2 separate regions of the Mus musculus genome follow, and region 2 is linked to region 1. The links are chromatin loops, found by intact Hi-C in ENCODE. Cell type or tissue: left cerebral cortex. All regions are shown on one strand. Links, peaks and the distances in the headings refer to the core of each region. The heading gives the core; the rest is flanking DNA. Region 1 has its middle 18 kb from the start of Upp2. Region 2 holds the start of Ccdc148 (coiled-coil domain containing 148).

Region 1 (5,378 bases), core at 213-5,212:
CAGGCAAATTTCTGGTTTACAGAGTGAGTTCCAGGACAGCCAGGGCTACACAGAAAAACCCTGTCTCGAAAAACAAAAACAAAAACAAAAAAAAAAAAAAAAAGACACATACCAAACAGAAGATGGGTTCTCAGTTGGTTCTGAATGAAGGAGAGAGTCAGGTCAAATGTAACTTTGGTGTTGAAAAAATCAACCAACCTTTTTCTTTAACAGGTTTATGCCAAACACCCAGGAAGGGGTAGAGAATCTTCCCGCATTTCTCCTGATGGGCAATGAAACAACATGGCTTCCAACTGGGAACATTTACTGAAAACCCAAAACAAAAGAAGTGAATGGCAGAAGACATACATAACCCCCTGGGCTGTGATCTCTAAATTCCACATTCAGAAGCCTTGACTGTGGACATTGAGGGAGTGAAGAAAGCATTGACACAGAAAAAGCAATACAGCGGGGTCAGGTGGGGCTTTCTAATGGCTACTACAGCAGCTATCTGGAACATAGTGTGTTTATTAGGTATGGCCTGGAGTAGGTGTGGCCTTGTTGGAATGGGCGTGTCACTGTGGGCCTGGGCTTTAGGACCCTCATTCTAGCTGCCTGGAAGTCAGTCTTCTCCTAGCAGCCTTCAGATGAAGATGTAGAACTCACAGCTCCTTCTGCACCATGTCTGCCTGGACTCTGCCATGCTCCTGCCTTGATGATAATGGACTGAGCCTCTGAACCCGTAAGCCAGTCAACAATTAAATGCTGCCCTTATAAGAATTGCCTTGGTCATAGAGTCTGTTCACAGCAGTAAAACCCTTCCTAAGGCACACACTCATACACTCATATGAAGTCATAAAGACTCCTGAGGGAAGCTTTGCCATCCCTCAGCCAGGTAAGGTTTTGCTGAAGCCTTCGGGTCTGGGACATGGCTGTGCCCCTGTCAACAATACAGGTTCCACTGAGTATGTCACTCATTCAGAGCTTCCTCTGCTCCCTACAGGGTCTTCCTGCTTTGCTCAGCCATTCTTGCCCTCCAGAGCTAAGCTATCTTCCTGCCTCAGTCTCCAAAGCAGTTGGGTGGAGTATACGCCCACGATGCCCTCATCCGTTTCTCAGACCCATTAAAAGAAAACCTCCATTATAAGTCCTGTGTCCCCACTAAAATTCTCAAATCCATCTTTCAGTAGTTTTGCATGTTTTGAGATGTGTCTTATTTGGCCATTTTAATTTTTGTATCCTTCATGTTTTAAGTAAATAAGTGGGCTCAAGCTTATATCTGCAATTAACTGCAATGTTTTCAAAATAGGCTTTACCACAGCCTCTTTAAGTTGCAGTGTGTCTTAAATCAGGCTTCTATCTTAAAAAATAAAGAGGCGGCACTGAGTAAATGCCTGATTATTCACTTTAAATGAACCACTATGTGCAAATGCACATCGTTAACCTTGCCGAAGCATTGATTGCTACCATCAACGCGATCAGCAATGCTGTAAAGACCCTGAGATCAAATTTTCTTCCTTAAGAAATTATTTAAGAATCGGAAATGGGGTAACATTTAGTTACTTGATGAAAGCAGCATAGATTTCCTATTCTGGGGAGTGATAGAAATTGCTACAACCTCATTGCATGGAAAGTAATGGCTCCGAAGACTAGGGCGGAGAGAGAAAAGCAGAATCAAGGAAATGACTTTTGCAGGAGTAATTACAGATTGTGAGGTGGTGGCTGTGTTTAAGGGATTTTGAATGGGATTTTAATTTAGGGAACACTAAATATCAGGGTAGTTAACCGAAGGACAAGGGAGACCTGATAAGCTATGAGCTATTTTCTTGTCATGGAGGATTACCTGATAATTCTTCCAATAAGCTCCTGATTTTATGCAAATCAGCAAAGCCTCTGCAATACAAGCAGGCCAAATCCAAAGCAAATTTTGAGAAAAATCAGCAGAAAAGACAATGCTGGTACCACCCACCTTGTGTTTTGTCTGACTAATGGAAGGGGTACAGGGACAGAAGTGGCCAGTTTAAGTGTTAAATTGCTACATTTCTCTGAGCCTTTCTCTAGTCATTTATAAAACATCCCAGATGAATCATTGAGGAACCACACACTCACACGTTTACTTTACAAGGGTCTGACATCTATGTGGGAGAAACTTGCCTACTGTTCACTGTGGTGAGCTGGGCAAACATGGCCTCCCTCAAGCCGATCACAGTCAAACTTATACAAGTGTTCACAGGGCCTGGCTTCAGACAGCAGGTTTTTGAGTGGTTGCCTCTGGGATGAATGATAAATGATACAGCATATGAATCTAAATCTTTCCTTTTGGGAAACTGATTTTGAGATCTTTCTGCATATGTTATTGAGAGATTGCTTCTCAGTTCCAAATGTACTGCCCCACCCCCACCTCTTACCCCCAACTCCCACACCTATAACACACCCCCTTTTTATTTTTTTATTTTTTGTGCTCTCTGTAAAGTGAAGCTGGCCTCTTTATGGTTTTTCTTTATTCACTGAGTTTACCAGTAGAGGGTACTAGAGAGTTATTATAGGAGAAGAGTTTTCTTACCTTTTTTTTTTTTTTTTTTTTTTTTTTTTTTTTTTTTTTCTGCCCTCGCCTACTTCTTTACTTTTGGCTGGGGATTTAAGGATTACACCCAGGACACCTGCACTGTGAGCAGCGTCTGCGGCATTTGGCTCCTATAGGCACAGGGCTTCTCTTACTAATGCTCCCTTTGCAGGAAAACAGCCTTCTGCAGTGTATTCAGCATGCCCAGCTCCAGCAGAGCATGGAGGCTGATGACTTTCCCAGGAACTGTTGGGAAACCTTTACAGTAAAATCTCTCTATTGAAGCATCTCCCTTTGGGTAGCTCCTCTAACAAGCCACAACTTCCAGCAAGTCCTGCTGGCTAGTCATTGATGACTTCACTGTTGCGTTAACAATGTTAACAATTGTTAACAGTTACACCCTTCAACAATGGCCCCATCAGTTCAGAGTACTATAATAACGTGCCACAGAATGGGCAGGAATTTCCAGCTCTGAGGTCTGGAGATCTGGCATCAGTATGCCAACATGGTTGGGTTTCAGTGAACTCGCACAATGCCAGGGCTCACACTACTGACTTCTTGTACCCTCATTGGGAGGCAGACTGAGAAAAACCCCTGGGCTCCCTCTATAAGGCGGTTGACCTTGATCATGAAGGCTCCAGCCTCAAGACCTGGTCCCCTCTAGTCTGGATCTCACGGTTAGGCAGAAGGAGTGTCTCAGCCTGAGCTGGTGGTTAGAAATCTATCAGGTCCATGTGCAGTGTGCACCTTGATTCTTAATAGCAAAATTGTCATCACTCCAGTCTCTTCTTACAGCTCAGTCTTGGTAGTAAACTCCTTGTTCAAATCACTGGCTTGCAACGGACTCTAAACTACCCAAGCTGCCTGTAGCTCCCCCATTTATATTGATGTCGTTTATGTAGAACCTCATGCCCAGTCAAATAGGACACCTTTGCCTGTGCTTACACGGATGTCAGAAAGGACTTCAAATACATGTTCAGGTCTCTTGGCTTGAATGAAGTATTAATTATCCAGCTTCATTTAATAGAGGAAATATCAGGGGACATAAAAAAGTATCTGATTTCCTCATAATTGAATACCAAGTTAAATATAGGTGAGTTGAATAAGGGTCTGGAGTCAGAATCCTGGCATTCTGACTCCAATCCAATGTTTTTTCTTTGCTGTTACAATGAATCTACTCAGGAAAAAAATGTATTACTTTAATAGTCACTTGCATACGACGACTTCATTAGATATTCACATTCTAGGATGCTTGTTGGCCAGGAGGGGGTTGGGAAATTGTGGAGTTCAGCATCAGAGAGTCATGTCATGGACTATGTAGCACCCATGAGGGTAAGTGGACATTACCATGAATTTAAATATCTACATTATAGGGTCATTTATTAAGGGAACAAAGTCTCACATACATGAAGCTACTTTGATTATCACTGGACTTAGGAAAAGAAGGTAAGTGAAAAGATCATTGAATCACAACAAACCACTAGCACACTACTGTGATTACAGTGTCTGGGAGGCAGAGGCAGGAGGATGTCCTGTTTGAGCTTGCTTTGGGACTCCTACCAAGAGCCTTTCTCAGAAGAAAAAAAAAATCATGATAAACCCATTCCCCTTTACTTCATTATTTTTCTCACATTTCCATACCTTCATTTTAGGAGAGAAAGATTTCAAAATCCTTTTCTAGTGTTTCTCCCTGACTTGCCATTGTTTCTGCTCCTTCATAAAGACTTCGTGTCTTATAGCACAGTGTGGAACGTGTTTGAATGAGTCTAAAGGAGGTGGGTTTCTTGATCCCTCCTTCATCCTTCCTTTGTATGGTCAGTGTGGATAAATGGAAGGTTAGATGTATCTGGATTCGTGTATCCTCAGAGCCTCTCTCCTGCCTGCCTGGCCCCATTGTCAGAGTCACATAGGCCCTCCTGGGCTATAATCCTCTGTGACTGATGTCTGACTCTGGGGCTGAGATCCACACAATGTTACAGACATCTCCTTAACCCCTCAGCAGTCAGGGAATCTCTCTTGCAGGACATTTTTGTTTAAGAGATTTAGATTCAATGAACCACAAAAGAAGGTCCCATTTCTTCATTTGCATGTTTGTGATTTTATGTTGCATGGTTAATTTTAGACAAAAGTCTGTGTTGAGATAATAAATGATGGAAGAGAAGTGGTGGCTTAGGCGAGACTGAAGGGCTCTTGCTGCTCTTCCAGAGGAACTGAGTTCAGTTTGCAGCACCCACAACAGATGGCTCTCAACCAGCTGCCAACTCCAGCTCCAGAGGATCCCACTCCATCTTCTAGACTCCAGGGGCATCAGCATTCACATGTGTACATGTGGATATACACACACTCAATTAACAATGAATCTCAATAAAAAGTAATAAATGATATTGAGGTAAAGGTTGATAGACTTTGTTTCATACATATACTTAAGATATACTTTCTCCTGAGTAATGATAATAGTTATTTTCACTTTACAGGAAAAAAAATCAAGTGTGGAACAATGATGTGGGTCCATTTGGCTTAAAAAGAATTATCTTCTCAGTTGGCCACACTATGGATTCTCTATTATTGTGAACTGGTACAGCTCTCATGTGCATTAGAGCTGTGCTTGCTGTTTCCTGCTGCTTCTGAAGTCAGGATTGCCGTCTTTCTCTGAATGCAATTCCTTTCCATTTATTCACACACAGAGTATCCTCAAGAACAATGCATCGTTTGCTGCATTGACCGCCCGTGTCCTTATGCTCTCTGTGCTTTGAGTGTATGGACTCTATGGTTCTCTTTCCTAGCTAGTTCAACTCGAATAAGGACTGGCTAAAGCTTGGCAATGGTTTTTCTGCCT
Region 2 (5,378 bases), core at 86-5,085, 420 kb after region 1:
AGATATGCGTTTTGAGAAAGATACAAAAGAAAATAATTTTTAGAGTAAAACCAAAATTGTTTTTTTTCCCCCTTCCTTCTATGAAGGACGAAAAAAAGAGACCCATTTTCTCCTTTGAGTAGGCAAATATTACATTCATTTAGTATTACTTAAATTAAGAACAAACAAATTATTGGTATCTTGACTATACATTTAAAATATCTTACTTATCTTTTCATTTTAACTTTTTCCATTCGATGAACAAACACACAATAGCAAGAAAACAACAACAAACACAAGAAAAACTCAAAAGCAGGCAATTTTCCTAATGACAAGCCATGAGATATCTTTTCCTCCAACCTTAATGTTTGCTTCTAAAATATTTAAGTGGTACATCCACATGCTCATGCATTTTGTTCTACAGTCCAATCCTGCACGGAACTGTCAATTAAAATCAAGTTTACAATAAGTACCAAGGAGATTCATTTTCCAAGCAAGTTGCCATATTAACATTTCTTAGGCTATATTTTATAGCATAAAAGCCAAAACATGCCACCCAATTAAAATTCAGAATGTAAATTAGATATATAGAGCTTGCATACACAATAATCTGCTTCTCACAACAAAATATTTGTAATGTAAAATTCCTATCAGCTTTCCCCACAAAATATAACAAGGAAAATTAATATCCCTTATTGTGAAGGGAGATAGTATAATATTTTTTTCTTTTTACTAAAGAGGATATTATGAAAATAACAAAGCCACCAAAAGAAGAAACATGAATACATCGGTGGCTATATGCTAGAGTGGTACTATTTTTAAAATATGTTATGAAGCAATATCATGTGTAAAAGTTCCAGATTAATAGCTACCATCTAATTATGAACATCACTCATCAAAAATAATTAGCACGAGCAAACTAGCACAAAATGATTTAAAATGAAAGTAGAGCACTCATTATTAAAGGTCAAGATTTGGGTGCGAATGCTCCCCTGTCCCAATTCATCATTTCCTTACCGATTTTAGTATTAATCTGGAAAACTGCCAGAAAGCAAAAATCCATCATTTGTAATCTATTTTTTTCTTTTTGAGAAATCATTGGGATGAATTCTGGCACTTCTCCAGCCTCAGACAAACTGGGAAGAGCATGCACCTGCCAAGCTCAGCACAGAAAGCACATAGTCCAAGAGGGAGGGGCGGAGGAGAGATCAGACTTGCTGTTTTGGGAAGCAGAGAACTCATTCTGTTGCGGGCTGGTCCTTTAGTACAACCCCACTCAGTTTCCTTACCAAAATACCACGTGCAAGAAATCCTGTTTTCGTTGGGAGGGGTTATAGGCTGGAAGAACCAAAAATCAGAGGAAATGTAGACTCAGGGAAGGGGGAGTGGTTGGAGAAAGAATTCAAGTGACCCTGTGACGTCAGGAAGAAGCAGAGATTTAAGGAATGGAGTGGAAACTCACCGGGCTGCACAGATCTCAAAGGTCAAAATGCATATAGCCTCGCATGCTCCCCAGATGCAGGAAAAATGAAACGCCCACTCCTGAGCTTTCAATGTAAAGTAGAAGTCCGGGGGCTCAGTTGTTTCTGCCTTTGACGCTGGGGACAAGCCCTACCATGCAGAGTCTTGGCAATACTCAAAAGCAAGACCCGCCCGATTTCAGAGCCCTCTCCCGGGAATCCCCTAATACTCCTTCCCCCCACCCCCTCCCGCGCCGGAGGCTACAGACACCTTCATCTTCACTCCCCACCTTCTCCTGGCCCTCTAGCTCTTAACAGCATCGGTCTCCATGGCGACCTGAAACCGCAGCTCCCATTGGCTCGTTCAATATGAGGGCCGGGCCAATGGGGAGGGCCGGCCCTCTCCTTCCGCCCAATGGGGCGGGCGCGGAGCCTGTCTGGGGACGGCAGCGTGCTGACGTTCCCGGGTGCCGGGACTGGCCGGGCGGGCGGGCGGGCTGGCGGCGGGGCGGCGGCCTCTGAGCAGTCTAGAGGGCTCCGGGGCTGAGTGCGCGTGGACGCCGGCCGCGGCGGCGGCACTATGGGCACGGGGTAGAGGCGAGCTGCCGCCGCCACCGGGGTGGTGGGAGAGCCTCTTCGGGGGAGGGGGCGGGAGGGGAGGGAGGGGAGGGCAGCGGCGAGGCTGCCGCACTTCGGCCAGTTTGCTCCGGTGCCGCAGCGGCGACCCTTCGGCGTGGATGTCCCTGGTCCCTGGAGCGACGACGGCCTCCGCCTGAGCTGGAAAGTAAGTGCGCGGGGCTGGCGGGAGGGCTCGGGGCTCTGGGGTGCTAGCTGCCCAGAGCGCGTCGAGCCGGGACCTGGCGGCGGCCAGGCGCCCCCCGCGGCTCCCTGGCTCGGATCTCTCGGTCCCCGCCGCGTGCTCCGCCATCCCGCCCGCCTCTCCCCTCCCCCCGGCGGCGCACAACTTTGCCCCGCACAGCTCGGCGCGGCCGCTTTTCCTCCCGCACCGCGCCACCGCTTCTCGAACTTGAGCCCCGAGGCTCCCGCGCGCCGTCGTGCCCGGGACCGGCCGTCTGTGTGTCCGTCCCTCGCTCCACCGAAGCAACCGCCAGCCGTGCCTCCCACGCTCGCCCGGCGTGTCGCCCGGGCCCCCAGAGCAGCGCTGGTGCCCGTGACGACCGCCCGGAGGGTCCAGGGCTCCCAGCTTGCAGCTGCAAACCGCACGCTCCTCCCTAGCGGGCGCCCCAGCCTTAAGGCTCCAGGCTGCCCTCCCGCGCCGCACTGCCTCCTCGCGCTGCCAGGAGTTAGAGCGAGCAGCTGCACCCAACGGAGGGTCGTGGGTCCCTGTCCCCTCTTACTCCTTGGGAAACGAGAGGGCGAGCGGCGGGACCGGGTTTTGGCGGCATAGTGACTGAGTGCGACACCCGGCGAGCGCGGGCAGCGGAGGCGCCGCGGTTGCTCCGGGCGCCGCGATAGGCAGGTGTGTGCGTCCAACGGGCGACGCGCGCTGCCAGCTTGTAGGCTGGCGACAGATTGTGCTGGAATGCAAGGAATGCACCAGGGACAGAGTCCGCACGGGCCGCGGCCGCACTAGCGCCTTCCCGGCCCTGATCTCGCCGCGTAGCCAGAGGTCACGGCGCATCTTCAGAGCTGGTAAGCCTCGTTCACTCTCCTGCCTCCGCTTCTCTCCCTGCGGCAGAGGGCGGTGGAGAGGGAAGCGCGGTAGTTTTCTTGGGGCTCCAGCCTATGGTTCTGGATTTTTTGCTGCATTGGTCTCCAGGACCGTGAATTTAGGTGTCAGTGTACCCAAGGTTATTATTGATCGTTGCAGAAGGCTCTTGGCAAGTTTGCTTTTGCAAGATTTGGATAGTGCGTGGTTTTTTTTTTTTTTTTTTTTTTTAACCAGGGTTTTCTGAATACCAGCAGAGACAGGGCCGAATGTTCTTGAGTAAGCTTGCAGCCAACATCTTTTAGCTGTATCAGAAAATGTCTTTTAGTGCTCCAGGTCCGGGGTGTATTGCAAGAGATCTTGAATGCATCACTGCTGTCATGAGGATCGGAATATTTTCCATCGTCATACTGGGCTGTGTTTAGGCCTCGTATAATACATAATGAATAGTAACAGAGCAGCAGTGTTTGGCCAGCGATGGGACAGATAGAACTGTCTGGTACAGTTAAATTCGGGGCGTGTAAGTTACCACTGCAAGTAACCCGGGGACATCACAGTCATGTATATTTCAATATGTAATTTATTAGTGGAAAGCGCCATTTCTTTCTTTGTCACTCAGTTTAACTGAATAAAAAGCACAGTCCTACAACTTATAAAGATTGGTAAATATGTATAAAATTGGTAACGACTAGTATACATTTCCTTCCTTTCTTCCTTCCTTCCTTTCTTTCTTTCTTTCTTTCTTTCTTTCTTTCTTTCCTAAATTAATACAGAAAAGCAAAATTTTGACAGATGCTCTCCCAGAACCAGGGTTAGGTTTTTGCTTTTGAGAAAGTAGAAGAAATTGTCTCTTTTTAAATGGAGTATATCCCATGGAGCATTTCTGATACCTAAGAAACAGTTGTGGGAAATGGTATGGTGAAAGCAAGAACAATGTCTGGAGGAAGTGTTTCTGGCTGAAGGCATACGGTGTGTGCTTCCATTCCACAGTCTGCTTTGAAGGTTGCTGGCACTAGACAACCTTCTGCATTTGGTTATTTTCCCTCAGATTCAGGAAAATAAGCCAGTAGTTCAACCAGTCACCTGTCTTCTGACCCCTACTTTGCATGCATCAAGGGCATTGAAAAGTCTGCAGGCATTTTAGTTAAGACCCAAGGGAGAAGAAATGATAGGTTGTGTCTTCTGGCTTGCTACATTGTTTTTCAGGTATGCCTGTAGTCAGTGAACCTTCTAATTTAGAGGTTTAATTCCCCTACAGTAACAATGCAGAGGATTTGGGGAGTTTGTAAATGGCTACAGGAAACTTTTATTATGTAACGATACATTATAACAGTTTAACTCTTGGTTGTTTAATTTGACATGAAAATTAGAAAGTTAACTAGAAAGGGGAGGTCCGTTCTGCAGCACAGGCTTGAGGCTTACTTACCTAGCGTGCCTGAGGTCCCAAGCATTCCCTGTTCTTGCTCCCCAAAATGTAAACGGGAATTTATTTTCTCTGATTCACCAGAAAGGAAAGATTTTGTTCAGATATACAGAGTGCACGTGAGCATGATTGACTGAGCAGATAAGTCTCGCCTGCTTCAGGTAAGAGCAGACATTCAATTAGAAATACATCGTGTTTGTTAGTAAGACTTAGAGAGAAGGCTCATAATCTAGAACCATTGTGAATATAAAACTATCCTGACCAAAGGAAAGGTCCTCCTTACCGTCTTTTATTATGTAAGGAGAGGTGCTGCGGTTGGCAGCTGTATGCCATATGGAAGCTCCTGAGTTGGGAGGGATTGAGCATTCTGCTGGTTCTTACCTCTGGTTTTGGGTGGAGATAAGGTAGCAAGAAAATGATGGCAAGCCTGAAAGAAGGAAGCAGATGCTAGTGAGCCCGAGAGAAAGCCATACACATGGTTGCTGCATACAAGCTGCGTAAGCCAAGAGAATCCTGTACGTGGATCTGACATAACATAAGTTGAAAGAACTCTTTACCAATTTCAGTGTAATAATAAAAAACAACTGAGTAATCATATAACCTTGAGTATTTAGATGAAGTCAGCATTAAATCAGAACTGCAATTTTATTCCTTCTCTACAAATTGGCAAAACAAATTGTAAAAATTTAAACTACTTAAGTTGATTTTTAAAAATCTAGTTGTTGTCATCTTTTAAACTGAAAGCTTTTTTTTTATCCCATGTGTCAATATCCAGAGATCTATTTAAATAGATTTTCATAGCCAGCTTGATGCCAGCCACCTGGCACAATTATGTCCCTCAATTGAC

What was found. Hi-C counts contacts between places; a loop is a spot of excess contacts. Peaks named below come from ENCODE experiments on the same cell type or tissue, not always from the same donor. Only the 100,000 strongest peaks of a DNase experiment are listed, where the experiment ranks them.
Region 2: a loop joins it to region 1, with 2.9 times the contacts of the local background. A loop is called at or near these places in 2 of 42 quality-filtered maps.

Annotation. Positions count from the first base shown.
Region 1 is chr2:58,734,904-58,740,281 of GRCm38, forward strand. It overlaps a transcript of Upp2 not described here. Among named protein-coding and RNA genes, the nearest start is that of Upp2, 18 kb to the right of the region's middle. In left cerebral cortex, for the core only: a CTCF peak has its summit at 2,494 (motif pointing right); a DNase peak (open chromatin) is centred at 2,681.
Region 2 is chr2:59,158,906-59,164,283 of GRCm38, forward strand. It overlaps Ccdc148 (coiled-coil domain containing 148), which reads right to left and starts at 1,778. Exons shown (of 15, transcript NM_001372501.1): 1 at 1,442-1,778. It overlaps Pkp4 (plakophilin 4), which reads left to right and starts at 1,945. Exons shown (of 22, transcript NM_026361.2): 1 at 1,945-2,223. In left cerebral cortex, for the core only: a CTCF peak has its summit at 3,143; DNase peaks (open chromatin) are centred at 1,352, 1,808, 2,181, 2,732 and 3 more places; H3K4me3 peaks cover 4,216 bases; H3K27ac peaks cover 3,322 bases.